Linked DNA regions of Mus musculus: region 1 is linked to region 2. The links are chromatin loops, found by intact Hi-C in ENCODE. Cell type or tissue: heart. All regions are shown on one strand. Links, peaks and the distances in the headings refer to the core of each region. The heading gives the core; the rest is flanking DNA. Region 1 has its middle 8.5 kb from the start of Gm32351. Region 2 has its middle 34 kb from the start of Wdr41.

What was found. Peaks named below come from ENCODE experiments on the same cell type or tissue, not always from the same donor. Only the 100,000 strongest peaks of a DNase experiment are listed, where the experiment ranks them.
Region 1: a loop joins it to region 2, with 2.0 times the contacts of the local background. A loop is called at or near these places in 3 of 42 quality-filtered maps.

What each region holds. Positions count from the first base shown.
Region 1 is chr13:94,705,342-94,717,499 of GRCm38, reverse strand. No RefSeq gene overlaps it. Among named protein-coding and RNA genes, the nearest start is that of Gm32351, 8.5 kb to the right of the region's middle. In heart, for the core only: a CTCF peak has its summit at 7,509; no DNase peak of the experiment used is centred there; H3K4me3 peaks cover 1,671 bases; H3K27me3 peaks cover 5,993 bases.
Region 2 is chr13:94,933,720-94,950,477 of GRCm38, reverse strand. No RefSeq gene overlaps it. Among named protein-coding and RNA genes, the nearest start is that of Wdr41, 34 kb to the left of the region's middle. In heart, for the core only: a CTCF peak has its summit at 9,032 (motif pointing right); no DNase peak of the experiment used is centred there; H3K27me3 peaks cover 1,697 bases.

The DNA.
Region 1 (12,158 bases), core at 4,015-12,014, 230 kb after region 2:
TGTGTGTGTGAAGGTCAGAGGACAACTCTGGGGAGTCAGCTCTTTGCTTCCACCGTGTGGCTCCCAGGGATTGAACTCAGGCCCTCGGTATTGGCAGCGAGCACCTTTACCAGCTACCACTGGTAGCATTGATTTTTAAAATTACTGTTTGAATTGTTGACAGGTTTCAAAAAAGAAATTGTCAGCTGGGCGTGGTGGCGCATGCCTTTAATCCCAGCACTTGGGAGGCAGAGGCAGGCGGATTTCTGAGTTTGAGGCCAGCCTGGTCTACAAAGTGAGTTCAAGGACAGCCAGGGCTATAGAGAAACCCTGTCTTGAAAAACCAAAAAACAAAAAAACAAAAAAGAAATTGTCAAATTTGGCTTAGGGAACAGTTTTGAGTAATGTCTAAAATGGCCTTAAATATACTTCTGCCATCTTGGGTAACTAAGCATTTTATTATTATATTTTTACTTATTTGCATATATATGTGTGTAGGAGCATATGTGACCTGGCATGAATATGGAGGCCAGAGGACAACTTGTGGGAAACAATTCTTTCCTTCTACCCTGTGAGTCCCAAGAATTAAAATCAGGCCATTAGGCCATCAGGCTCAGCAGCAATTGTCTTTACCTGCTGAGCCTTCTCGCCAACCCTGCATTATACACTTAGGTCAGATGCTGTTCTCAGCCTTGACAATGGATCACAAAATCAGAGTGTCAGTAAATTCTGGGGACAGTTGTAATGCTACATCTTGTGGTATAAAACAGTCACGCAATTTAATTCTTTATGAAAAAATATTTAGCACATTTATCTCACTAGCAAGCAAATTTCCTTTCATTTTTATTAAATGGTAAAATTACACACACATCAAAAATGTTTTAAAATAAATTTGTTGATGATTTACTGTAAGTAAATGTTTGATTTGTCTATTTTTAAAATGCCTGATGTCATATAAAACTTTCTCAGGTGACAAGGGTTTGCAAGTGGAAACAGTTTAGGAACTAACGGGGTGAAATGTGGTGTGGATCTTAGGAAGCTAAAAACCTCACCAACAGAATCGGAGCCTCAATTTGAAACTGGAGTAACAGATGAAGAAGGTGGTGCTAAGGGAAGAGGCTCCAGCCGCCTCCAGCCAATTCACCAGACATCAAATCTGTTTCTTTCACTGGCTGTGAAGTGACTTGATTGTGCTTTCCTAGAGACATCTGGGACACTTGACTCTTCTCCCTGCTGCTGGGGACAGGAATAGAGAGAAGGCAGGGTCTGCGGAGAAAGTATTTCTAAACATGGTAAACATGACATTTTCTGTGAATATGTTACTCCTTTGTTTATTCTTAAAATATATACAAGTGTTCAAACTCAGACTATACTTTTCAAAAAGAGCTTACAAAGTCCATATGCTCTCTTCTCAGTAGTTACTGTGAGGTATTAATTTATAGTGAATCTATCATAATTAAAAGTCCACTCTAGAGCTGGGAGAGGTACTGGCTGGGTAAACTTGAGGCTCTGAGTCCAGAGACCCGGTTAAGAGACAGGCAGTGCTGGGGCATATATATTGACATATATATGCACACACACATATGCATGCACAAATAAATAACATTTAAAAATCCATATGGTTCTTATCTCCGAAATATACCAGCTTGAGCATTTTAAGAAAGAATTGTTTAGAGTTCTGTTTAGTTCTGAGACAAGAAATTAGTTTTTCTTTCTAAAGAAATCTCAAATGTGGGGTGGGTTATAGCTCTGTGGTTGAGTGCTTGCCTACTAAGCATATAGGACCTTGGGTTCAATTCCAGTAACACACATACACACTCACTCTCTCTCTCTCTCTCTCTCTCTCTCTCTCTCTCTCTCTCTCTCTCTCTCACACACACACACACACACACACACACACACACATACAGAGAGGCATATATACACACAGGAACACACATATGAAGGCACACACATTCACATAGGCACTTGTGTGTGTGGGCACACACACACACACACACACACACACACACACACACACACGTTTCAGGCCCCTCTGCCGAGGCTTAAAGGATGAGGTCTCCATCTGAAGGCCATAGTGACCTGATGGATCAGGTTAGCTTGGATGCTATGATATGCTCCTTTTGCAGGAATCTCAGTTCTTGTGATCAATTTGCCAGGGTTAAAAAAAGAAAATGACTGTGAATTTGAGATTTCTTTTTAGCCAAGAATTTAAAATGTTGGCAATAACGCAGACAGTGGTCACCTGCATGTGAAATGGATATGGTGAAGTGACCAGAAGGAAGAACCCTGTGTGGATGGATGCACACAATGGTGCTCAGGAGAGAAAGATCGGCACACAGGAGTTCTGCCTGGCTTTTGAAGGGATTTAAGAAAATGAGAAATTGAGAAAATTTAACTCAGCCACTGCTTTTGTTGAGTAGTTTGGGGTGGGAGACACTTTAGCTCTGTCAAAATGTCCCGGAATAAACAAAGACTCTGGGCCTATCTCTGAAGAAGAGATTTTTTTAGCTTGGGCTTTTGGTGGATCTACAAACCGGTATGTGTATCTACAAAACTGTATGTATAATTTCTCTGAGTGTGCACATGTGAGTTTTTCTGACCAGCAGGTCTGTGACTTTCATCCCATCTCAATGGACTCCATGATCCTACAGACAAGGCCCTACTTGCTACTCCTGGGTACACTAGAGAATCAAAATAACTGGGTTTGGAGAAATAATAATTAGGGTGGGGTATTCTGCAGCCATTGTCAGGGAGTTGGTTACGAAAACATCTTGCTTTGGGTAGAAAAATTGATCATGGCGAATGAGGACATAAGCAAACACATAGGACATTGTACACTAGGTAGCTATGTCACCTGCCCTGAGATGGAGTGACCAACATGATGGATTATGGGTAGCCAACATGATCATCAGACAAACCCCAGAAAGACCAACTGAGGCAGATCTTCCAGTCAAGAACAAGGAGAACCAATTGTATTTCAAGTCTAGCCTCATCTTCCTCTCAGGAGGTGTCATGGAGAATGGAACCAAGCCCTGTCACGTGCAACTGTCTTCTGACACCAGGCTAGTCCTTCCTGTGTGCACCCCATTAAGATGAACCACCTCACAGAAGCAAGCTTCTCCCTACAAAGCCATGGCATACAGTGTCGCTGTTCACTTCAGCAGACTCTGGTGGAACAGTCATTACTATTATTCCCAGCTCCTGGGATAAGAAGATGAAAAAGACATTCTTAATCCTGAAGCATTCAGGTGTCCGAGGAAGCAGATAGCACAGCAAAGGGGAACAGAAGAGTCCCCACCCAGAAGGGCATGTTTGGAGAGAATGGTTATAGATCAAAGTCAAAAGCAATAGGAAGACTGGGGAGTCTAAGGAAACTTGAAGCTTAATGTCTTGGAAGGAAGAAATCTCTCTCTCTCTCTCTCTCTCTCTCTCTCTCTCTCTCTCTCTCTCTCTCTCTCAATGCTAAAAATGACAATCCCTCTAGCTACGTTGTAAATACGGACTGCCGTAGCTGAGAGTTTTTAGAAATGCGGACACACCCATCCCTGTAATAGGTGCACCTACGTGTGCAGACATATAGGTGCACATATATGTGCAAACGTCCGTCACTGTATCCTTAGCAGTAATTTCCATGTCATTTAAGGACCTGCACTTTCTCCTGTGTGAATTTTTCTGTCCTGTAAAGGAAATGAGTTCACTCAACTACACACTATCAGGCAGGCAGGTAATCAATCAGTGATCACACATATCAGTTCCAGCTGAGTTCCTGTCTATTGCTGAGATGGTTACAATAACCTCTAACTGTACCATGTCAGTAGAAAGGGCCTCTTAGGCGTCAGCACACCAAAGGTTCAGGCAAGGAGGATCAACTGTGCCACTGCCAACAGCAGCCTTCTTTTCCTTCCTCTTTTTTTGTAACGTGTCCTTGTCAGTGGTATTTTTTAAACACAGGCTCTATCCTGTACCATATTTTACTGCTAAAAGCATCTTTATTCTCCAGTTTCACTGATAAGAGGCAATTTTTAAAATGTCATGATGGGAAGTAATTTTTCAAGGTTCTCATGACGGGACATAAAATCAGATTTTAAAATATCCAAAATAAGGCCTGGCTCATCGAGATTGGGGCTTTAATTTGTGCTCTCAGACATCCGGGGAAAGCCCTTTCCCCACCAATATTGTTAAGGGGACGAAGGGAATGTTTTCATCTATTACAGACAATGTAACACCCTTATGTGCCCCCTCCCTGCTTTTCCAGCTAGCCTCTCTATCAAGGAATTTGAGCAAAGCTCGCTGGGGGCATCATTCGGTTAAGAAGTCTGCTTTCCAAAATATGGGAGTAGGTGCAAATAGTTTTACTCATGTCCCTGGGGGTCCTTTGTTCTGAGAGTCCCAGGCTATTGTATTATAGAAGGGGATCTCAGAGAACTGTGTTTTCTTCCTTAGGCACAGGGACAGCTACTAGTGACTGTCAGGTCAGCTTAACTACAGGAGGAACGACCCGAGGGAGGTCCTTCTCCTTCCCAGTAAGAAAGGGGAGAACCAACAGTCTGTTTTGATGTGGCTTTGAGAGTAGAAAGTCTCATTATCAAAGCCATGTTATTTGGGGTCGTATGTGTATTGAGGTAAGATTATAGATTTGGAAAATCAGGTACTCCAAATGTTTATCCCAATTTCCCACTCTAGGAAGTAGAAGAGAAGGCAGAACAGAAAGGATAATTCATTCTTCTCAGAAGCTGGGGAAGTCAAATGCCCTTTACTTTCTAAGTCTTACAACAACAACAACAGTGCCTATGTCATGCAGTGGCTGCCTGGTTAGAAGAGGCAACAAGAACATTTTAGCAAGTACCTGACACACTGTATGTTTTTATTTGATGTTTTGAGACAGAGTTTCTATACTCTGGCCTCAAATTCACTATGGCTAGAGGATGACCGGAAACTTCTGTGTGTGCCACCATGTAGCCCCCAACCTGGCAACAACCCAATGGCATAAGGGGCAGCTTAGCAGTCCACTGGTAGATTTGAGAACCAGCTTGCTTTCTTCATGCCTTCTGGAAATCAGCCCCAGGGCTTTGTGCATGGTTGCTCTGCACCTTACCCACTGAGCTGCATCCTCAGTCAACCTCCATACCATGTTCTTAAATAGGATAAGTTTGAGAATATATGCAAGCTCACAACAGCAAGTGAAAAATTAGCTTCTGAGCAGACATTCTAAAGTGTCAAGAGAACACAATTTGTAGAAAATGGCCTTTGGGTTACACAGGAAACGGAGGAGCCCCAGAAGATCATACCAGGAGTGGCTCTGGGGACACTAACGCCTGGTTGTTGGGAGAACTTGCCCAGGATCTTACTTTAGAAATGTGGGCAGAAGATGACATCCTGGCCTAGGGGGATGGTTGTCAGTTTATAGAGAATACAGGTACCAGTACCAGTAATGGGGAAAAAAGCAGAAATATTTAAAAATCTATTAATTTCTCCCATAATTTGGATAACAAGCTGCCAGAAATAAATATATGTGGTAAGTTTGTAAAGGCTCTTAAAAAAAAAAAAAGCCACGTATTTTCAATTGCAAAAGTGCTATATTTCTCAAAGTGTGGCTCATCTTGAGGTAAGATCATCAGTGTCCAGAAGATGTGTGCTGTCCCACCAAAAGGCAAAACCTGGGCCTTTAAGAAACAAGGAAGGCTCATTTTTCTCACAGAGCAGGTTTGTGTGAGGGATAGAACTTTGAGCTTCCTGGCAGTCAATGCAAAAAGGGGAAAAAGATGTGATCAGGTTCAAAGAAGGAAGCAAACCTTCTCCTTGCCTGAGTTTTAATTCTGAAGTGTAATTGTAACAAGGTTCCTCCAAGAAAAAGCCAAAAAAAGGAACCGAGGGCTTTTCATTGAACAGACAGAAGCCTGGTGGCCATTGTAAGCAGTCTCTAATAGGGAACTCTTATGTCAAAGGTGCTCAGCCCCACAGTGAATAAATAAGTAGGGTTTTTGTTTGTTTTTTTGGTGGTTTTTTTTTTTTTTTTTGGTGTAGACAAAGGCACCCACATTCTGCGTGATGTATGACTCCTCAAATCTAGAGAGAAATAAGCAATCTAGTCTCTTCCTGTTTTTATTTTAGTTAGTTTCTTCTTGTTCTGTTTTCGATTTGGAGGCGGGGAAGGGGCGGGTATCTCAAGTAGTTGGAAAGAACAGCCTCTAGAGACCCTGCCCCTGCCCCTGCCCCTGCCCCTGCCCCTGCCCCTGCCCCTGCCCCTGCCCCTGCCCCTGCCCCTGCCCCTGCCCCTGCCCCTGCCCCTGCCCCTGCCCCTGCCCCTGCCCCTGCCCCTGCCCCTGCCCCTGCCCCTGCCCCTGCCCCTGCCCCTGCCCCTGCCCGGGGGATGGCAGTTAGGCCCCAGCCTGCAGTATCTCTAGGTGACCAAAAAACCCTCCAGGACCTATCTACAATTGCTGCCCCTTAGCAGATCCTGGTTGCCTTTGAGGGGTGGGAACAGTTTCTCCGGTGGGGAACCGGTGCTGCTGGCGAAAGGGGGAGGGGGTATGCAGAACACAGGCTGGTAGCGCGGAAGGAGGCGCGGAGTAGCTTTGTCTTTACACCTCAGCCCCAGAGGCGAGGAGGGGCCGCGGGGCTGCACTTTCTGCAGCCTATGCGAGCAGCGTTTTGCCATGGAAATCTAATTTGACAGAATAGGTAAATAAAATCAACTGTCATCAGCTCCCACTTTATTTACGGGACAAGGTCAATGTTTTTTAAGTACCAACCTAAACAGCTTATTGGAAACGGATTGCAGGAGCACTCGATGAAGGGCGGTTCTAGAAGTTTTGATTTTTTTTTTTAAATAGCCAAATCCGATTATTATTTGCAAAAAAGCGTCCTCGGCGAGCCGAAGCCAATGCCTTAGTGAATAGCCCTGGCGGTCTGCACACCCGGCCGGCTGCTCTGGGGACCCAGCGCTCCCAGCGAAGCGGTCCCTTTCCTGCACCGCGCACGGCTGGGTGCGCACCTGGGCCCGCAGCACCCGGCTCGCGCTCGCCCCTACGGCTGCGTTGCTGCCGTCCTTTTGTTCTGTCGCCTCCTCTTTCCCCTTGGTTGTTGATTATTAGTATTTTCCTAGTTTTCCAAACTAATAAGTGCCACTATCAGGCAGTTGGAGGCTCTGGGAGGCTGCAGGCTTTGCCGTTCGGCCCTAATTGATATTGAACGAGCTGCTGGTAGACGGGAACAGGGCCGCTGCTGGATAATTTGCAGTTTAATCAGCGTTTGTAATGAGAGCGGCTGATTAGGGCTGTTGGAAATAAAAGAGAGTTACAAGGAACGTCTGTCAGAGTCCGGTGATAATTCAGGACTAATTGTGGTGATTAGCGCAAACTGGATGACTTTGGGCTTTGCTAATGCAAAGAGAAACGTGCAGACTCCAGCCAGAGACCCCTCGGAGAACAGTGCCCCGGCTGCGAGCAACTTTGCTGAGCCTTTTTCCTGCGCGGTCCCCAGCGACTCCCCCGGCTTCGGGGAGGTGCAGTGGCCGCCACCACGCGGAACTACAGGGCAGTGACCAGGCAACCCCGCCTGGGTCTGCAGCCTGCCCTAACAGGGTCCCACAGCGCCTTCCTCGGCCGGGTTAGGGCTAGGAACACGCCTCTGGTCACCCCCACCCCAACCCCGGGATCCCATCCGTACCCCTACCACCACCCTGACCGAGGCCATTTTGCTGCAGGGAAGCGAATCTTGTCCCCTCCCAGTCCCCGGCTCCTACAGTCATCCATCACCACACCTCCTCACCGGGAACACCCGAAAGGGCAGAGCTTTCTGGGTTCCCTCTCATCCCATCACCGCCTCTTTTCCTTCCCTCTCTCTTAGTTCTCCGGGCCCTCATCAGACAAAAGAAAGGTTCTGGACACCCGGGTTCCCTAAACTGTGGTCTCTGGTGGGTGTCACCCAGCCCGCACCACTCTGGGCAGATGCAGCCCGTTAAGTGAACTGAGAAGAGCAGAACAGGGCTTATAAACTGCCGGAGTTCTCATTATTGAGGAGTTTCATAACTCTTTAATTCATTTTTAATGATGGCAATAAACATGGTAGTCATTTTGGAACAATAGCTAAAAATCATAGGGCCATTACTGTCCATTAAAACACTGTTTACAGTTCAGCGGGGGTTCACGTGCCCTGTAGTCAATCATATTAGCCCAAGGAGAGATTTATAGGTTGGAAGAACGGGTCTCTTTCTATTCTTTATATAACACAACACTTACTGAGCAAATTGTTTTTTTTTTTTCCTAAATTCACTTGGTTTTTTAATCGTGGGAATGGGGATTAAATAAGGAGGTGTTGCTGGCACCTCATTTCTATTTGATCAATAGATCATCAAGTACTGTAAGTGCCTTATTCACTATCAAATTAAATGAAAAATACTTTAACCCGTGTCCCTAGTGTCAGCAGATAAAGCTAATAATATTTTCTGTTATGTTTCCATTTAAGCTCTTAGGGCTCGGGAGAAGCCAGGTCTTGTGCTGTTTTCTCTCTTACACAGACCCACATACCTACATACGCAGGGTGTTGTCCCCAGCGCAAGAGTGTTTATTGTTTCTGGGAACCTGAGCCTTCTAATTCACACCAACCATTTTCCCATCTTACATGGATACACCTTGGAGCTTCAGAAGGAGATGGCAAAGCTTTAGGCCTCAGGAGCCAGAGGAGCTGCCTACTGGGGGGGGGGGGCTTCTATGAGACCGTTTGCCCTTTTGCTTTGATACCAGTTCTTGGTACAATAATAAATCTAAACGATAGGCCCAAAAGGGACGAATCTCTGATTTCCTAGATTTTTTTTCTATCCTAGATTAGATGTTATCTAATATTTTGCACACAGTCCCTCCCTGCCTTTGCAGCAACTAGCTACCACCCCTCCCCCCACTGCAGATTTAGAACTCTGTAACTATATAGCCTGTATTTTATAGAATACAGAATCCAAACGGTGTGTTTAGACATGATACTTCCTTTATATCATTCCATGGATTTCACAAAAATCATTTCCGTCTGTGTATATATTCTGGAAAGGGATTTCTTTTCTTTCAATAGCTGGGGTAACGTTGCAGTGGCCTGTCCAAAAAAAAAAAAAAAAAAAAAAAAACAATCGAACGATACTTGCGAAGTTTAATTGCTAACTTAGCAGCTCGGTCACACCTCCCAACCCATTAGATGATGAAATCTCACCTGGTTAGCGGGTACAGTACTGTGGCCTCAATGGCGAATGCCTGATTATACAGCCAAGCTGCTAATTTACCAAAGCCCCCAGCCAGGGAGGCTTGGACGGCCACCACTCACTGTATTCATGCGGTAGCTAAGAGAAGGAACCGTATTCCCTGAGCCGCTTTCCAGCTACCCGCAGAATGAGAAATGTAAAATTAGTGGAGATGTGTGCATGAAGGGAGCCGAGCAATTAGTAAGGCGCGGGCGCCCGCTGGCCCAGAGGGGGTCGGGGAGGGCGAGTAGGGAAACCAGGGCTCGAGGGCAAAGGGCTTCCTTCTTCGCAGCCAGCTGTCTGCAGGCCAGGTCCGCGGTAAGGTCAGCGTGCACATCTCAGCCCCTGGTGAAGCCGCGCCCGGTTAGGAACAATGCCTCTTACCAACCCTTTGCAAAGCCAGTCTGTGGGCGACTGGATACCCACCCGGGCACACACACACACACACACACACACACACACACACACACACACACACACTCATCTGCTTCTCTCCAGCTTGGCCCTGCAAAATCTCCTTAAGCATCCAGTTGTAGGAAACTCGGCCTGTGGCAGCATCACTACCAACAAGCCTCAAGGACAACCGTGGGTTATAGAAGGAAACCACTCTGCTTAGTGCCCTATTTTATTGTCCTATCTCCCCCAGTCCCCCACTTCCTAGCTTCCAGATAGCCACTCTTCTCGATGGCTGCAGGCTTGGCTTCTGAGTGCAGAGCAGTCTTGCAATCTGGGTCTCCCTCAGCGGGTGGGGATGCGCATAAACTGGATATTTACAACAGGAGTGTGCGCATGCACCTCTCTCTGCGAGGGCAGGTGTCTATGTACAGAGATTCTGTTAGCTGCATTGTGGAATTACATACATTCGTGTAGGCTCTAAAGCCACTTTGCAGCCGATTGTCGCTCTGAGATTGGATGAGCCTGGCTAGGGAGACAGCCTTTCTTCAGGGCTACCTTGACTACCTCTTCCTTTCCCGCTCCAGGTAGCAAACCCAACCCTGTCCCCTTCACATCCATCCTTAAAACCAGCCAAACAGTTCACAAACCCTTATTTATTTGTTTGTCTGTGGTTATCGCCTATGTTATTAATTGCACCGAGGCCTTCCTTGCTCTTTGAGAGAGCAGCGGTATAAATTGGCTCTAATAAATATTAGCCGCTAGATTAGGCGAGGTGAAGTTGGCACCGCGCTCTATTTTCGACCTGTAGCCTCTGCGAAGCCGCCAGTTCTGCGCCAGATTAGCCCCATCCATCCAGTGTCAATGGTTGTCTTGTTGAGAAAATCAGTGAGTAAACAGGGCTGACAGAGAGGGGGCCCAGCTGATTACTCATACAAATAGACTGCAAACTCCTCCCGGAGAAGCTGTTTCCAGAGATGGGTTTCTCGCATTGACAAGGCTGCTTCTCCCAGGATCCTCTGTCCTGCTGTTCCCACTTTGTCCTCCATCAATCACACAATTGTGTCCGGGATGTTTTATAGAGTCACTTAATATCCCTGCCTTCATCTCTATTCACTTAGAGAATCATCTGCCATCAGGGCTAAAGGCTTTCTGCAGGACAGGACTGGCGACACACCCTGGCAACAATAGCTCTGGTGGAAGCCGGACTGGTCGCCCTTTCTGATGCTAATAATACAGCCTGGATGTTCCAGTGCGTGGAGGTGGGGGGGGGGGGAGGCTGGGGGGAGGGCTTCTATTGAAATCCATGCTTGGCCCTTTTGTCCACCGTTTTAAATTATGTCTGGAATAGTCCATGATAGGGGTGTGGAGGCCACAATAAGTTTTCTTCTTAAATATTTTCTTTTCCCCTAAATGGTTTTGCAATCAAGATATTTGGTTCTGATTAAAGTCCTGCCTAAATCCATTTTACCTTCTTTTCCAGGAGGAGAAAGTATTTTTCTTACTCAACGGTATAACATTGTTTTGGTCTTTTTTTCACTTTCTTCTTCTTTTTCTTTCTTTCCTTCTTTTTTTTTTTTTTTTGAACCCTGTCCTCTCCCACCTCCTCAGCCTCCAACTGACATCTTCCATCCACACAGAGCAAGATTAACAGAAATTTAGTTTGGGGCCAACTGCACAGCATCTCTTAAGCATGGGTTTTCCACAACCAGGAGGCCAGCTGGGTACAAAATCACATTTTACGGGGGAATTTTAAAGACAGAAGAAAGAATTACAAGGTATCACTCTTTAAGTGGCTCATCTACAAATTAGATTGCTACACAATTAATCAGAAAGTTAATTAATGAGCAAGTTACTAATTAGGACATTTAAAACCAGTGTGTTTATGGAGCCTTGGTTTAAAAAAAAAAAAAGCTCCATAGTTAATTGGCCCACACACTGATCTCATAACTGTTAGTGGAGGTTAAAATACTACAGATGTACTATTTATTATGTATAAGTTCTAATTATGTCACCACTGTCTTCCATATCCCATAACTGACAGAATTTTACACTTAATTGGGAAGGGTGACATTCAGAAAACATAACCTGACTATATATGAAAACCAGTAGACACAGCTATAATAGTTCTGGGATTTATCTGCACTGAAATCTTTCCCTAGGTAGGAACGCCAGCAAAGGTGTTTAGGTTTGAGCACAGTCTCTAGGAGTTCAAACCTTCCGAAGCCCCTCCACCAACCTGGAGACCCCTAGAAAGTGTGGTTGGCTCTGGACATTTTGCTTAAGGCTGACACGGCATGGGGCAAAATAAGAAAATTGGGTCTCTGGAGGCTTCCTCTTTGTTAAGATAGAACAATGAACCAGCAAACCAAACCTTCGTTTTATAAAACTCACAGGTTTGATGCTACCATTTATATTAAAATGTGGACATCCGCTGTGAATCTCTAGAACATTTGCAAAGGGCAAATACCAAGTTAATTTCATTAAAAAGCAAAAAACCAAGGGCACATCCAGATGAATGAGAGTCCATTTATTGTATTTTCCACCAGGAAGTCCC
Region 2 (16,758 bases), core at 4,360-12,359:
AGATAGATAGATAGATAGATAGATAGATAGATAGATAGAGACAGACAGACAGACAGACAGACAGACAGATAGATAGATAGGTAGATAGATAGATAGATAGATGATAGATACGTGCATACATAAATTTGTAAACACACACAAATGACAACCCTATGAGAAGACTGATCAAAGCAAGCAGGTAGAAATCATGAACATGAAACATTAAAATATAAAAACATACTACATATTTTTGAGTGAAAGTTATAAACAATTTTATGAATACAAAATTGAAATTTCCAGTAAAGTGGACTTCATAGAAAATGCAATTTACCAAAATCATATCAGAAGTTTTAAAAAGATAAATACTTTGTTAACTATTACAAGAAAGTGAAATCCATGCCTTCACAGGTCAACTGCACCAGTCAAGTAAGTCCCATCAATCTCATATAATCTTCCAGAAATTGGAAAAATAAGGGTGATTTTCTATTACTTTTGTCAGACTAAAATTAGCCTAATATAAAAGGCTGGCAAGGACATTTTGAGAAAGAAAAATTACTAGCAACAATTCATGAATATAATAGAAATCCAAAGCAAGATATATGTGTCAGCAAACAAAATGCAGCAACACAGAGAGAGGACGCCGCCCCGTAAGCAAGGCATACTTATTACAGAAATGCAATGCTGGAGTAGCATACAGAAACTGATCAACACATTTCAGAGCATCCGTGCAGAGAGAAAACGCATGCTTGCTTGCAACAGTTAATCTTTCTTGTCGACTTGGCTGGAGACACACCTCTGGGCAAGCCTGTGAGGCTGTTTGTAAAGAGGTTAAACTTGAGAGAGAGAAGACCCTCTTGTGTGCACTGAGACTCCGTGGCCCAGGGTCTTAAACTGGATAAAAAGAGACACCGTGGAAAGTGAGCTGAGTACCACTGTCCCCCTCTCTGCTTTCTGGCCACAGTCACAGAGTGACCAGCTGCTGCTTTCCCTGACCATAGGACTGTCCCCTCAAACTGTCACTCAAAATAACCCTTTAATCCCAGCATTTGAGAGGCAGAGGCAGGTGGATCTCTGTGCCCTTAAGGCCATCCTGGTCTACAGAGTGAGTTCCAGGACAGCCAAAGCTACTTAGTGAGACCCCGTCTTAAAGAAAACCAAAAACGAAAAGAAAAGAAATGTGGACTGTAATAGAAAATGTAAACAGCCTAAATAAATGTCTGCAGTATCTTTACTATAATATACATATTTTTGAAACCCAAGTCCCTATCAGCATTAGAATGTGTAAGTGACTTTTAGTATATTATATGGCGATTTTACAGAAGGATATATACAATAGCAAAAACAAGGTAACTATAAGCCGTCCAGGGCCTGACACATGCTCCACATCTTTATCCTGTAACTGACTGGGATGTACGCTCGTGTGCTTTTAAGTGTATTGATAGTTCACGTTTTTTAAATGTCCTTGAAATTCATATGTGTTAACAAGAGTATGAGGACTAAACTCCCTATGCATTGCCTGTAGATGTACAATTACCATGACAAAGAGCTAAGAATTGGTGGCCTTCAGGAGGCAGGCTCCTCTCCACCAGACATACCACTGCAGGCTACCTACCCTCGAGAACCGCCCCTCCAGGCATAAAGTGGCTCTTTGCAACATTTACCTTCCTCTCTGCTTGGGTGGTGTGCGGAGTCAACTTTAGATATTCCTTAGTAGAGGAACTGACAGGTAAAATTTGATGGATAGATATTAAATGATAAGCAGCAGTCAGAAACAACAGCCAAAAGTGCAGGCGGCAGCATGATTGACGCTTTAAATATTGTTGAGCAGAGAAGGCAATAAACTTACATCAGTAGCCTTCATGAAATACATATTTAAAGCAAAACACATATACAAATATATAATTTTTAGGTGTTCGTACTTCCTATACACATACATTTATACATACGTGCACCGAATGCTTTAGAGAGTAGGAGATTCGAACTGGAATAAGGCCAAGGTTGGAGGGATATAAAAGATAAAGAAGGTTCGGGGGATGAATGGGGATGGTGGCATGCCATGTATGGAAGAACAGAACTGAAAGCCAACTCTTGAGGAGCCCAAGAAGACACAAAAAGCAAAGCAAGTCGTTCACGCCACCATGAATAAGCTACAGAGCCCCCGTGTCCTTACAGGGACGTCTCCATATGTTAGAATCCTATCAGATTTGTTTCATGGGGCTCCCTGTGCAGTGGCTGCTTCCCTATGTCATACCTCTGCTCTTCAAAATGTTAGTGAATTAATGTCAGCAAGCTTGGATCTTCCTTTGCAAGACCTACAGAATCCCATGGGACTGTGAACTCCCACTTTGGAATTAAGGGATGTAAGCACTTATATGGGTTTACTAGACACTGAACCTAGGGCTTTATGCACACTGCACAAGTGTTCTGCCAGGAACTTATTTGCTCGCACCCTGATTTTTCTCTTTTTCTTGAGGCAGGGTCTCACTAAGTTGTGGAGGCTGGCCTTGATCTCACACTCTAGCCCATATAAGATGCCATCTTGTAGTTCTTCTACCTCAGGCCTCTATGTAGCTGAGATTACAGGCCTGTTCCACCAGGCCAGCCCATGTGCATTATGTTACAAAGCATCCCTCATGGGGGCTGGAGAGATGGCTCAGGGGTTAAGAGCATTGGCCACCCTTGCAGAAGACAGAGTTCCATTCCCAGCACCCTCTCAGCGGCTCACAGCTGCCTCTGTTCCAGGGGATCTGAGGCTCTCTTCTGAACACCACAGGGACCAAGCACACACAGTGAAAAACACAAGGCAGAACATTCACACAATAAAAATAAAATAAAGAATTTTTTAAAAACATACTCATAGTTATTGTATGAATATTAACCTACAGAATCCAAAATGAGATTTTTGGTGAAATTTAAATAATTCTAGTTGAGTCTAAAAGTTCTATATTAAGAACACAAGCTTAAGTAGGGTCTTTTAAAACTCAATATTTGCTTTAAAGGTTAAATACAGTATCTTTTTTTTTTTTTTGCTTGTTTAAGAAGCCATCATATAAACTAATATAATATCATCAGTGCATAGAATCTTTAAATTTACACAGGTCTTATGTAAAAAATATAATCAAAATATAGAACTTTAGATAAAATTCTAGAACACATTTGCATTTACTCAATTATACATGTGGAGGAAATGGTATATGGAAAAAATAAATAAAAGGAAAGGCAACCAAGCTAAAACTACAAATACTAGGTTTGGATAAAACACCAATACAACTACAATTTAACTGTTTATGGAAATCTAACATGGGGAAGGCATAGTCAAAGAGATGACCAATACAAGACACAGATCTGTCGTTAGGGACCAGAGCCCAAAAGCAACAATGGCTATGGTACTGTTTTATCATCTTTGTTCCTCACATGAAAGAGTGCTTTCTATTTATAAAGTGTGTGCTGTTTTAGGCTCAAAATAAATCTGCAGACTGGGTAAATTATAAAGAAAAGAGATTTATTTTGATTCTGAGTTCTGGTTGAAGAGACAGAAGTCATTGTCTGGTGATAGCCTTCTTGGCTGCTGTTGGCAGAGCCCAGAGAGGCACAAATATTCATAAGAACTTCCAACTCCCTTGTTAAAATGTGGACTTGCATTAATCCAGTCTAGGGTTCATGTTGGACAAGAAGATGAAACTTGGCAATTTATCCAAAATGAAGCAGACAAAGGGACAAAGAAGAAATGTAAAAGAAATGTTAAGAGACATGGAGCAGTCTGGGAAACCAGGTAAAATCAGATGACAGACTGGGAGACAATGTGACAAAGAACAGTTGGTAGAAATGGTGGCTATGGACTTTTCAGAATTGCTGATAGCTATCCATGGACTTATGGAGTCCAGCACGTTTCCATGTGGCACATGTAGTCCTGTATGTACCACGGTAATGATGCTCAACATTGCTGGCCAGTAAGAAACCTGAAATTAAAACCAGAATGAGATATCACTGTATATTTATCAAAATGACTAAATAATAATGTACAAGGGTTGGAGAGATGGAGGAGAGAATCAACTCCAGCAAGATGTCCCGACCTCTATAGGTGTCTGCGCCCCCTGCCCCATGTGTGAATGGGTGTGTGTACATGACATGTGTGCACACCCACAAACATATACATGGAAGGGGGGTAAAATAAATAAGTGTAAAAATAATAATAGCACACTAATACTGGCAAAAGATCAGAGAAGCTAACTTATTCATATTTTACTAGTGACAGGAATTTAAAATGGCAGGCAGTCACAAAATAGTTTTGACAGTTATGAAACTCTGTATAGGCTAACCAAAATTTAAAAAAAAAAAGGAAATTACTTTTACACAAAAACTTAAACATAACTGTGTAAGTAACTTTATTTGTAATTGAGAAAAAGCTGGCACCAACAGGCAATTAAGGAAATTATGATTTGTACATTATGGGATACTGCTAAGCAATTAAAATGAGCAGACTATTGACAGCTACACAATTTGAATTAGTCTCAGAAGTACACTGACTAGGTGTTTGAGGTGGTGGACAACCTCAAAGGTAGCAGACGGTCAGGCACCATTTGTACAAAGTGTTTGGAATGGCAGTCTCTGTGAATGGAGGAAGGATTAGTGGCCGATGGCAGAGAACACTACCCAGATGGCAGAGAACCCTGCACAGGGTGGTTGCTCTGACCCAGATGTGCGTGTCTGCCCCAGATTCTTCAGCGGAAGCCCAATCACAATCCCTGTGGTACTAGGACGTGGGTGATGCAGTAAGGAACTCTTACTGGTAGGAAGTCTGCACCAGGCACGAAGTCGGCAATGCCCTGACACTGGACTTGCTAGCTCAAGAATTGTCAGAAATACATCCCTGGAGTCTGTTCGTATTCAGTGTTTTAAATAGACAGTTTATCTTTTAGTGGTCAGGTATGCAGCAGAAAGAAAGATTTGTTGTTTTATCTTTGGTGTCTTTTCATTGAGGAGTTTAGCCCGTGAATATTCAGTTATTGTTGAGAGATGTGTATTAATTCCTGAATTTGTGTGGTGTTCTGGGGTTTCTTAGTCTTCGCTTGCCTAACAAATGTCTTACAATAATTTTTTAAATCAATTTTGGATATGTTTACCATTGTCTTTTATTCACATGTCCCCAGCATTCTCGGTAGAACCAGCTCACTGGACATGTGCTGCCTTTGTCACAGCTAGTTCTGTCCCCTCCATTCTGACAGTTTTGTTGGGTAAGGTAGTCTGGGTTAGTAACTGTGATCCTTTAGAATTTGAAAAACATCCTTCCATGTCCTTTTGACCTTTATCAAGTTCTTTGAAAACTCAGCTGTGGCTTGGCAACGCCTGCCTTTATATGACTTGTTCCTTTTCCTCCTTGGTATGTTCTTTTCTTTGTTTTTGTTGTTTGGTTGGTTGGTTGGTTTTTGTTTTGTTTTGTTTTGTTTTGTTTTGTTTTGTGAGATGAGGTCTCTCTGTATGGCCATGACTGTCCTGGAACTCACTATGCAGACAGACCAGGCTGGCCTCAAACTCACAGAGATCTGCCCATGTCTGCCTCCTGAGGGCTGGCACTAAAGGTTCTTGCTATGCCTGGAGCCCAGTCACTGTTACTGCACTCTCTCTTTCTGCCTTGACCTATAACGAGACACGGAGAGTCAGTCTCTTTTGTGTTCCTTTCCAGTTGGTCTTCAGTATGACTCGTGAATAGGTCTTCTTAGATTTGGGGGATTTTCTTCTATGATTTGATTTAAAATATTTTCTGTTCCTTGGCCTGAAAGTTATACTCCTTCTATGACCATAATTTATAAATTTGGTATTTTTACAGTGTCCCACAGACCTAATATATTCCATTCATACATTGTTCTTTTTAATTTGCCATTGACTTTAACTGAATGACCCAAATCCTCTGCCTTAGGCTCACGCCCTTCCTTCTGCCATTCTATGGGGAGGCTGTGTACTGATGCTCTTCCTAAACTGTTGTTCCCAGGTCATTTCAGCTGTGTTCTCGTCAGTGTTCCCCACTCTATGCTTGGCTCTATTTTCATATCACGAATGGACTTGTCTCCTTCCCCTGTTTGCTGTTTTCTTTGGGGGGGGGGCGGAATTTATTCAGAGTATGACCTGTGTCCTCTCTGAATTCACTGGTACATTTAAGTCTCCCTTGAGATCCGTTAACATATTTATACCATTCTTTTGCATCCCTTAGAATTTCATCCAAGTCACTGTCATTGGCGGCCTTTGCTATGGAACTAGTAATTTTTGAAAGACGTTTTTCTCAGCTTTTCATGTTACTAGAGTTTGTCCCTGGAGTTAGTTTGCTGGATGAGACGTTCTGGTACATATGAGTTAAGTGGTCATTTGTTTTTAGCTTGTGATACACCTTCTGCTTCTCAGATCTTGGCTCAATTTAGTGTGGCTCAAACTTCAGTACCAGAAGCACTGAGTGTCAGTCCATGGATGGGATACCTGAAGACCTCGGCTCAGTTGTGGGGCATGGGTTTAGCCTCATAAACCACTGTGCACTGTGATGGGCGTCGTTCCAAGAGCAGTGCTTTTATGTGTCTTTAGTTTGTAAGGTACTGTGCGAGTCAGGACGCACGAGGAGCATTGCGCATGCGCCGCAGGTGCATGTTGGTTATGTGTCCTCTTGCTTCTCCAGTAAGAGCACATGCATGGTAATAGCCGTGTGTTCTACAAGTAGGAGAAAGGGTTCATCTGGATTCACCAGCAGGGCTACACACAAGCTTGGAGGAAGTCCAAGGTCTCAAGACCTCTAACATGCCTGGCCCAGTGATCCAGTCTAGCGTCTGAAGTGTGCTCCCAGGAGGTTGGAGAGTCAGGGAGTTCTGGTCTCTCTGGTCTCAGGTGGGCATGGGAAAGCAGAAGTGTACTGTGGGAGCCAGGGAGCCTGGGGCTTGTAACCAGCCTGTGTGTGAGGTGTGGTCTTCGAAGAGCAGTAGCTGTGTGGAAGAAGATCACAAGCAGAGCTTAAAATTTTTCCATTATTAAGCATTCTGAGGTGTAATTAATAAATCTGCTCCACAGAGAAATAAGTTTATTTTTTAATAAGGATGACCTATGGAATGACTCTACTACTTATATTCTTGAAATAATTTATTTCACCAATTTTCTAGCACATTCCAAGCTTAGATTGCTTGGTAGCCCCAAGGCAATAAGTAACTAAGCCAATATGGAAGACAGAGACTACTTAGTACCATATGGCTATTCGATGTTCTCCTTCATCTATGATAGTAAAATCATTGGGAAAAAAAAAAACTTCTGTATTTTTCAAATTGTCTGATGGTAGGGATCACACTTAGTTTTTGAAATTTATCAAAATGGTTTTAATTCTTCTTTGGAGCTATGTATATATAGTCAGCTGTTGTTACTCTCTCAGCTTAGTCCCCAAGGATAAATAACAGGAGAGCATGGATGGGGTGGCCCTGCAGTATTACGAATAAAGGCAGCAGTGGGATTTGAAGAGCCAACTCTACATAAGGCAGGACTAGTGAGCTTGTAGCATTTGCTAGCTTCGGTGGTGTAAATGCTTCCCCACGGCCAATATGATGGTCCTAGATGTAGAACAGGTAGGAAATGCACAGCAGCACACCAGTGTAGTGTATCTGTGCTCTACGGCTGCAAAAGACAGATGCAAAGAGCCGCAAGAACATCAAGCCCACTAAATGGGATACAGTAACTAGACAGTGATACTTTTATTTGCTTATTACTTTTGTTTCATTGTAATTTATTTAAGTGTGAGTTCATAGGTTTTTGTTGTTAGTAACTACTGTGCTAACAATAAGCTAGCAAGACTCCTGCTATTTCACTCAAGGGTACCACTTGGCGTTTTTAGGAAACGTACAGAAGCCAGGACCACGATATGTAGGCAACAGATCCCGTATTTCACTATGAGTATATATGTATTCCTACATACTCATGCACTGGATATGGGGAAGAACTCCAAAAGCTTTCCTTGTGGCTATTGCTTAATAAACGATATGCTACACAATTCAATGACATACTAAATTAATTGTTTTGCAGATAACAAACTTAATTTAAATTAATCCAGGCAGATCAGAGGGGATAATGCACCACATTATTCTGGGTTCCTAAAATGTCATCTAGCAGACCTGAAAGAACTCCATCACTCCCGGGCTGTGTAGCCCATGGATGAGACACAAGGTTAGACAGAGAAGAGGGGGAGAAGGGAGACTCCCAAAGGATTCCTTCCACAATTAATTATGTAAATCACAAGTAAATTAGACACTAAAAATTTAAGATTGATTGAAAGCCTTGCTCAAATTGGTTTAACTGTGATTCATAAACCAATCACGCAAATTCATATGTTAGGTTGTGTAAAAAAATTAGAAAGATGTAGAATGGAATAAGATTACCTTAATTTAAATGTGAAAGACATGGTTGCTGAAGTATGAGTCTCTTAGACTGTTAGCAGTAGTCCATCAGATGTTAACAAAATCTGATATGCAACAGTTTTACATATCCCCTTGTGGGAGAAAGATCAACTTGTGATCTGCTTTATAAATCAGCCACAGTGTTAGAGTTAGGCTACTGTAGCTAAATGGCTTTTAGATATGCTTCCTGTTTTAAGCTACCATATTTACAAATGAAAGCTTTTTCAAACCACGGCTTTTAATATAATTTGCATATTTAGTAATACATTGATTAAAATTAAACACGGATTCTTGCAATTTATTTCAGAAACAGATGGGCTGCATTAAGCGAAAAGCCAGAGCCTTTAAATAGAACAGACCCACTAGCTGACTGCTGGTAATGATGAACACAAAAACTTTGTAAATTGGGAAGGGGGAAAATGCCCACTGAGCTTATTCCAAAGCTTTTCTAACTAGTGATTCCATAAAATTAGTAATCAAGTTAATTTAAAATGAATAATGTATATTAAAGGTGTGCATTGCCTTAATGAAAGTGAATTTCTTAGGAAAAAACCGGAATGCTCCCAAGGAACTTTGTGTTCTCCTAGTGTGCAGGCTGAGTCCCCCAGTTTTCCTAATTGAGAGCTTGACAGAGGTTGCCAGCAGGTGGCGTTCTTCTATTGCATACATCTCTGCTGAACTATGGCTTTACACTGTCAGGAAATACGCCACAAATTTACTCAATGGTGGAAATATCCAGTCTCAAGATCTACTTCTCAAATGACCTGTTTTTAAAGTAGCCTTCACTTCTCTGAACAGATCAGACTGCAAAGAGGGTTTCAAGTGTAGTCGTCTGCCTCTGCTGTTTTGCTGAGCAGCATTTACAAAAGGGTTATTTTAGTATAAAAATACATAAATCCCTTATCTTAGACCTTTCAGCAAAGTTAGAAAGACTAAGCTTTTGCCTCATTCCCTCTAACAGTGTGCTATAATTCAGTCAGATCATATTACTGTGCTAGTTCAGTTATGAAAACGCAACTTTGTAGGTTTCATTCTCTGAAGCATTTTCCGAGTTACAGTAGAAAAGTCTGGCACGGTGCTTTGAGTTATCCAACACTTCCCACTTATAGGCAATCAATTCTCAGAGTGAGATCAAGGAAAATCTATGAAGTCGAGGATGTATTACTTAAATCTGAGAGCTACTCCTCCTTGATTATTTCCTGAGTTGAAAGTGAAAGAGAATTAAAGCTATAACATTTTTTTAATAAAAAGGTTCATGTTCCTCAAAAAACCTTTCACTGTACAGTAACAAAATCTTACTAAAGGGTAGACTCAGATGACCAAAGATGAGAATGCATCTCCTACTTAATACGAAGGTAAGCAGAAACTATGAGAGTAAGCAGAAAGAGTTTAAGAACGAAGTGTTTATTTCATGAAAAATCAACGACACAGTTTTGAAGACAGGACACCAAATAAAACTACTTTTATGGAGAGCCAATGATTTCTAAAACCACACGTGAAGAAAAGAACAACAGAAACCTGTTTTACCACAGCCATCACTACCGCAGCACCACACTGTGGAGGTTTTTATTTTGTTGCATTTTTTGGTTTTTAAATATGAAAAATCACCTCCAGCTTTTCCAAAGTTTGATTAAAAAGTCAAAAGTGCTTAAAAGGCCATCCCCCTGGTGTCACTCGCTCTAACAGGAGGTGTTTGTCACCTATTGTGAGTTGTGAAAATCCCCCTGTATCCAATGTGTTTTGTCTGGATTGAGATGGCACGCAGTTGATGGCTGTGACCTTCATGGTGGCTTAGATCCCTGGCTGGCACTGATTTTTGATTTAGTGCCGATCTGCTGCGCTTGTCACAGGCTGCAAGGTGCTTTCCATGCACTAATGGAACAGCTCAAGGGCAGAGGGCCCTGTAAATGTCTATCTCTCGCCAGCCACAGGCTAAATAGAGAGGTGAGTTTTCTACATGTGAATGACAGACTCTGAGATTACACACAGACGGTAATGCCGAGTTTTCAAACCCGTGCAGACTTGGCAAAAATAACAAGTATCCCAAAGTGCATGCTCTAGGGCTATCTGTCTTCTAATGAATATGTATCTACACTGTTAAAATGGAATATTTAACACAAATACTGATAATATATCTTCATTTGGTGGCAGGGAACTAACCATCAGTTGATGTGTCCTTTGGTTCAATTGCAGTTGTTAATAAATTCTGTTACTTAATGGTGTCTTCAACAGAAAATTGCCTATGTCCAAACTTTTTCCTTCTAAGGAAATGCAAAATGATATGATAATTGGTATAGAAAAATAAATTTTAAGACAAAATATTACCAGATGGCTGGTGGTTCGTCTTTGCCAGGAATCTTGGCCACTGAAGGATATTCTGCATACACAGTAAAGAAAACAACACAGGTGAGCTCTGCCTTCTACATTCAGCTGAGCTTAGTCAGAAGCAAGCCACACCAACAGGGTAGCCAACCTAGAATGAGAACATTGATGTAAGCAAATCGTATGCATCCCATAAGGCTCCGCCAAATGCCAGCTCCTCCAAAAGCAATCCCTATCTTCTGAGAACTACTTTTTCTCTGAACCTCTAAGCGTTAGGCTAACACACCACTTAGCACTATTGCTACAGCCTTCTCATGTTAATGACAGAATCACCGGAAATGCCGATAGTTTTAAATTTTCCTCAATCTGCAGATTGCTACCAAGTTGTGGTCATTCATTCATTCATTCAACACGTTCTGAGAATACAAAGTGTGTCAGGCACAGGCGATGGTGCTAAAGATGAAATGGATGTATTTGCTCTCGAGGAGCTTACAGCCCATTGTGGAAAATAAGATAAAGCATGTCCATGAGATACGTTATGCATTTCATACAAGTGTTTGAAATGACTCCACAGGAAACTGCTTCTAAGTGCATTCCAGCCATCTTTTATTAATATAATTTTGTCATTTGCATACCGCTCGGGACACGAACTGTACTTTCAAGATGGACCAGCAGTCTGCCAGAGAATATCCCAAGCCCTTGCAGAAACATGGAATGCTCTCTTGGATGGGGAAATAAAGTCATTTAAAATGCTATTTTTACATGAATTGAATCACCATATAGTATGACACAAACATATAGAATTTATATGTACATATAAATTTTTAAACTGTTTACAAATAAGGAAAACCACTATTTGTACATTAAAATGGAATAAGGAATGGAATGCAAAATTTAAATGAAATTTTTAATATAAAAAAATCTCAACAAATATTACTTTCAGCCAACCACCTTTTGTCTATCTGAGTGAGAAATCCTTATTTCCTGCCAGCCTTGATTGTACACTTGAAACTTTTAACAGGCTTCAGAAAGTGTACATGCATTTGGAATAAAGAAGTCCCACTGGCCCTCTTCCTAATTATGCACCTCTGTGTGAGTTATTTAACCAAGGAAGACCTGAGTCTTCTCATCTACACAATATGCATGATAATACCTCTCTTCAGGGCAGCTCTAAAGGCGAAGAGGGCGGCTCTGTGTAAAGGGTAAAGACTGCCTACTTATCTAGCAACTTCCCTCATCCCGGTGGAAAGGGACCTGTCAGTTGCTTATGTCACCAATGTGCACGTTGTCACTGAGACTGCTTGCATGTAAACCACCGACTGAAATAATTCAATCATCCCCCTGCCCCACAGTGATTTCACTTTCTGTGTGTGGAAGAGACTGGTTAAACCCTCATGGACTCCACTGAGATGTGCGCATGACTTGTCACTGCCTCTACTCAAGCATCCCGCATCCCAAGCGGCCTACCTTCCTTGTGCCTCAAATCTCCTAGCAGCTCATTAGATAAGTATCATATGAGATCCCACGCTATTTTGTGCGGGTGACAGGGTCACGGTAGCCCAAGCTAGTTGTAACTCATGGCAGACCTTCTGTCTCCACCTCTCATGTACTGGGATTCCAGGTGTGAGCCTCCACACCAGGCTGCAGGTTCCTCTTCTTCCAGCTTTCCCTTTAGCAAACCTAGACATTGGAATAACCTCAGCCACCGCTCCTATGCTGGAGGCACTCGCAGTGCCTGAGGGAGCCTTGCAGGCTGCACCACCCTGGTCACCCTGGCTAACTGAATCAGAGACTTGATGCTCAAGCTCTCTGTGATGTTCTCTTGAACAAACACACTCAGAATCCATTTGCACTGACCCCAGGTCTCTAGGTACCCATCAGGATGGGTTTAGATGTTCTCAGAATAGCAGCCCTGCCTTGGTGTGTCAACACTACTGTCCTCTAATGACGGGCTCAAGCTGACAGTCTGGCAGCTGCCTCAGGTCCTCCTTTCCTGCTTCCCTTCTTTCTCTCCTGTCAGAATTTAAGCTAACACCATAATTGTCTACTACGATTTAAGCTTTTCTGTTTTGATTTAAACTAGTACTGTGCTTTTTTAAAAAATTATCCTTCCATAAACTTTTCCCTAGATTGTAAATGCCATGAAGGAAAGAACTACAAATTTTACAAAATATTTACCTCAGAATATGTCAAAACACTCTATATGTCAACAGACTATCATGATACCACTGAATTCTTACTGCATCCTAGGCATTGTATTAGGTCATTTAGTTCTCTTAATAACCCTGTAGCAATTTTTAATAAATTCCCCACCCCCCTCTCCCTCTCTCTCCCTCATCCCAACCACAAATTCTCTCCCTTTTCCTCACTTCCCCTTCTGCCCTCCAATCGACTCTTCTTCTGTTTCTCTTCAGAAATGGATATCAACCAACCGTGGCGTATCAAGTTGCAGTAAGACTAGGTACCGTCCCTTGCATTGAGACCCAGATAGAATTTTTAATTTTTTTTTAATCTTGAGACTGTAATTGCTTCATTTCCTCTTCACTTCCCTCCCTCCAAATCCTCTCCTAGACTCTTCCTTGATCTCTTTCAAATTTGTGGCCTCATTTTTATTAATTACTGCTACATACATCTATGCATGCTTACATATTCCTAAATATGTAAACATAATCTTCTCAGAATTCTCAACAGAGAAATCTTTAATGGCCAAGAAACACTTAAAGAAATGTTCCACATCATTAATCATTAGAGAAATGCAAATCAAAATGACTCAGAAGTTCTACCTTATATCTATCAGAATGTCTAAGATCAAAAACTCAAGTTACAACTCATATTGGCAAGGATATGGAGCAGGGGAACACTTCTCCATGGCTTTTGGGAGTGAAAACTTGTACAACCATTTTGGAAATCAATTTGGTCGTTTTTTTCAGAAAATTGGGAATCGATCTACCTCAAGAACCAGCTATACCACTCCTGGACATATATCCAAAAGATGTTCAGCCGTACCACAAAAACACTTGCTCAACTATGTGCTTAGCAGATTTATTCATAATAGCCAATAAGTGGAAACAACCTAGATGCCCCTCAACTGAAGAATGGATAAAGAAATTTTCATTTAGACAATGGAGTATTTCTCAGCCATTAAAAATAATGACATGAAATTTGCAGGCAAATGGATGGAACTAGAAAATATCATCCTAAGCAAGGTAACTCAGACCCAAAAAGACAAACATGGTATGTGCTCATTTATAAGTGAATATTAGTCATAAAGTACAGGATAACGTACAACAAACCACAGACCCAAAGAAGCTAAGTAACAAGGAGGGCCCAAGGAGAGATGCCTGAAAGGGAAATAGATTAAGCATTGGGGTGGATGGAGGGAGGGGACTGGGGAGGGGAGGGGAGGGGAGGGGAGGGAGAGACAACTGTATCTAGTGGGAAGCATCTCTGGAATGAGCTAGAAACTTAGGACAAGGGAAAGAGTGACCCTATCTAAGACCCCTAGCAATGGGGGATATGGAGCCTGAACCAGTCATATCCTGTAACCAGGCAAGACTTTCAGTGTAGGGACTGAAGCACCAACCCATCCACAAAACCCTAGACCCACAATTTGTCCTGGCTACAAGATGAGCAGGAGTAGAAGGAGGAGAAGAATTTGAATGAAAGGCCAAATAATGACTGTCCCACCTTGAGATCCATGCCAAGAAAGGGAGCCCCGTGACACTGCTGACATTCTGCTATTATTGCAGACAAGAACCTAGCATAAGTGTCATCAGAAAGGCTTTACCCAGCAACTGATGGACACTGATGCAGAGACCCACAGACAAACATTAAGTGGAGCTTGGGGAAATCCTGAGGAAGTGGGGGACAAAGGATTGAAGAAGCCAGGTGGGTCAAGGACACCACAAGAAAACCTACTAACCTGGGCTTATAGAGACTGAACTGCCAACCAGAGAGCATGCATGGGACAGACATAGGCCCTGTGCACAGATGAACCAGTTGTGCAGCTGGGTCTTCGTGTGGGACCCCTAAAGTTGAAGCAGGGGCTGTCTCTGACTACATTGCATGCCTTTGGATTCCTTTCCACTCACTGGGCTGCTTCATCTAGCCTCAATAGAAGTCCTACTGCCACATGTTGTACCAAGGCTGGTTGATATCTGTGGGAGGCCTCCTCTTTTCTGAGGAAAAGGGGAGAAGTGGAGAATGGGGGTAAGGGGAACGGAGGGGGGAAAGAACTAGAAGGAGAGGAGGGAGGGTAAGCTTCAACTGGGATAAAAAGTAAATAGATAATCTTAATAAAAATAAAAACATGCCTTCCTAACTAAATGAGCTGCTAGGTCTATATAATGTTACTTGCATGTATTTATTTTCTGGAATGACCACTTGGGGTTAGATGGCTAATTAGTGTGCTCTTCCCTGGGAAAGACTTCTCCTGCTAAAGTCTTAGTATTCCAGGGTTGCTTGTAACTCTTTGTGTAGGGTTGAAGCCTCGTGAGCGTCTGTCCTCCCAACCTCTGTCCACTTGGGCTCGTCTACTGTTGTTCTTGTTTAGCTTATGTTTCAGCAGTCATGTTGGTGAGGGCTAGTGAAGTCATGTATCTTGGAGAAGAACCACCAACCTCCATTTTACTAAACCAGCATACTTCTTAACTACATTCTAAATATGTGACCTTATACCCACAGATAAGTGTAGTCCACACCCCTCATCAAGGTAACTTCTCTTTGCAACAGAGACCATTACAGAAAGCCACAACCTATCAAAATGCAGAGTTGTGAAGCCAGTTTCAACAAATACATCTACAGGACACCTAAGCACCTACCAGCACCTAAGGCTCAGGAACACTGCAGAAGGGAGCAGAAAGATGGAAAGAGCCAGAGGATCAGGGAGTTTGCTGTAAGATACACCTGAGGATCATCAAAAGCTATGCCCATAAAGTCTCACCAACATGGCTGCCTATGAAAGTGTGACAGGAAGCTCGCTTTCCAAATGGGGAAACAAAGAGGAAAATGTGAAATAACTAAGCACAGGTCACAAGAAGAAGAGCTAGAGTTCCAACCTGAGCAGTATCTCCAAAGCTTATGCTGTTAACCAGCATGCTACAGGATCATAGAACATGGGTATTGAAAGGAGTTTAGTGGCCGTCTATTTTCCTGTCTTGTATCTGGATTAGTTTTGCCTAATTGTTTTGGTTTGTTTGTTTGAGACAAGGTCTCACTATGGTAGCTAAAACTGGCCTCAAGTTCACCATCCTTATGCCTCAGTCTCCTGCACGTTGCAAGTACAAGCTTGTACCACTATGCCCAGCTTAAGCATCTGCTGTTAGGGCTCGGAAAATGGTTTCATTGGTAGGTGGGTTAAATACAAGGGCTGCGTTCAGTGTCTATATACAAAGTCTAGCATGGTAGTGAACACTTGTAGTCCCAGTGGTAGGAAAGTGAAGACCCACCAATCCTTGGGACTCCCTGATCAGTCAGCGTAGCCTAATTAGAAATACCCAAATCCATGACAGAAGCCCTGCCTTAAAATATAAGGTGACCACTTCCTCAGGAAGTCAAGGTTGATTCTTACACCTGTGCACATACGTGTGCGAGCATGAACTTATACACCCACCTGCACTGTAAACTCACACACAAAATGAAAACATTAAACAAAAGACATTTTATTTACTAATTTTAATGTTTCACTTTTTGTTTGTGAGTATGTATGGTAGAAGACCACACTGAGACCAGCTGTCAGTCGGCAAACCAACTATACTTAGGGTGATTGAAGACTTATAATGATTTGGGGAACTGAGAGTAGGGACATGCAGGGTGCGCAAAGGTCATTGACTGAAGGTTTAGGGGACCTGGGATGCCTCATTAGCATAGAGAAACATCTTAAGAATCTCAGGTATTGGCTGAACAGGTTTTGTCAGGAAAAAGGAAATTGGTTCTATAAACTAATTGAGGCTGTGTGACATTCCTCAGGTAGAGACATGCATGGGGACTTAAAATTCCCCAGACAAGGTCAGATTAGGGAAACCCTGCTAACGAAAAGAGTCTC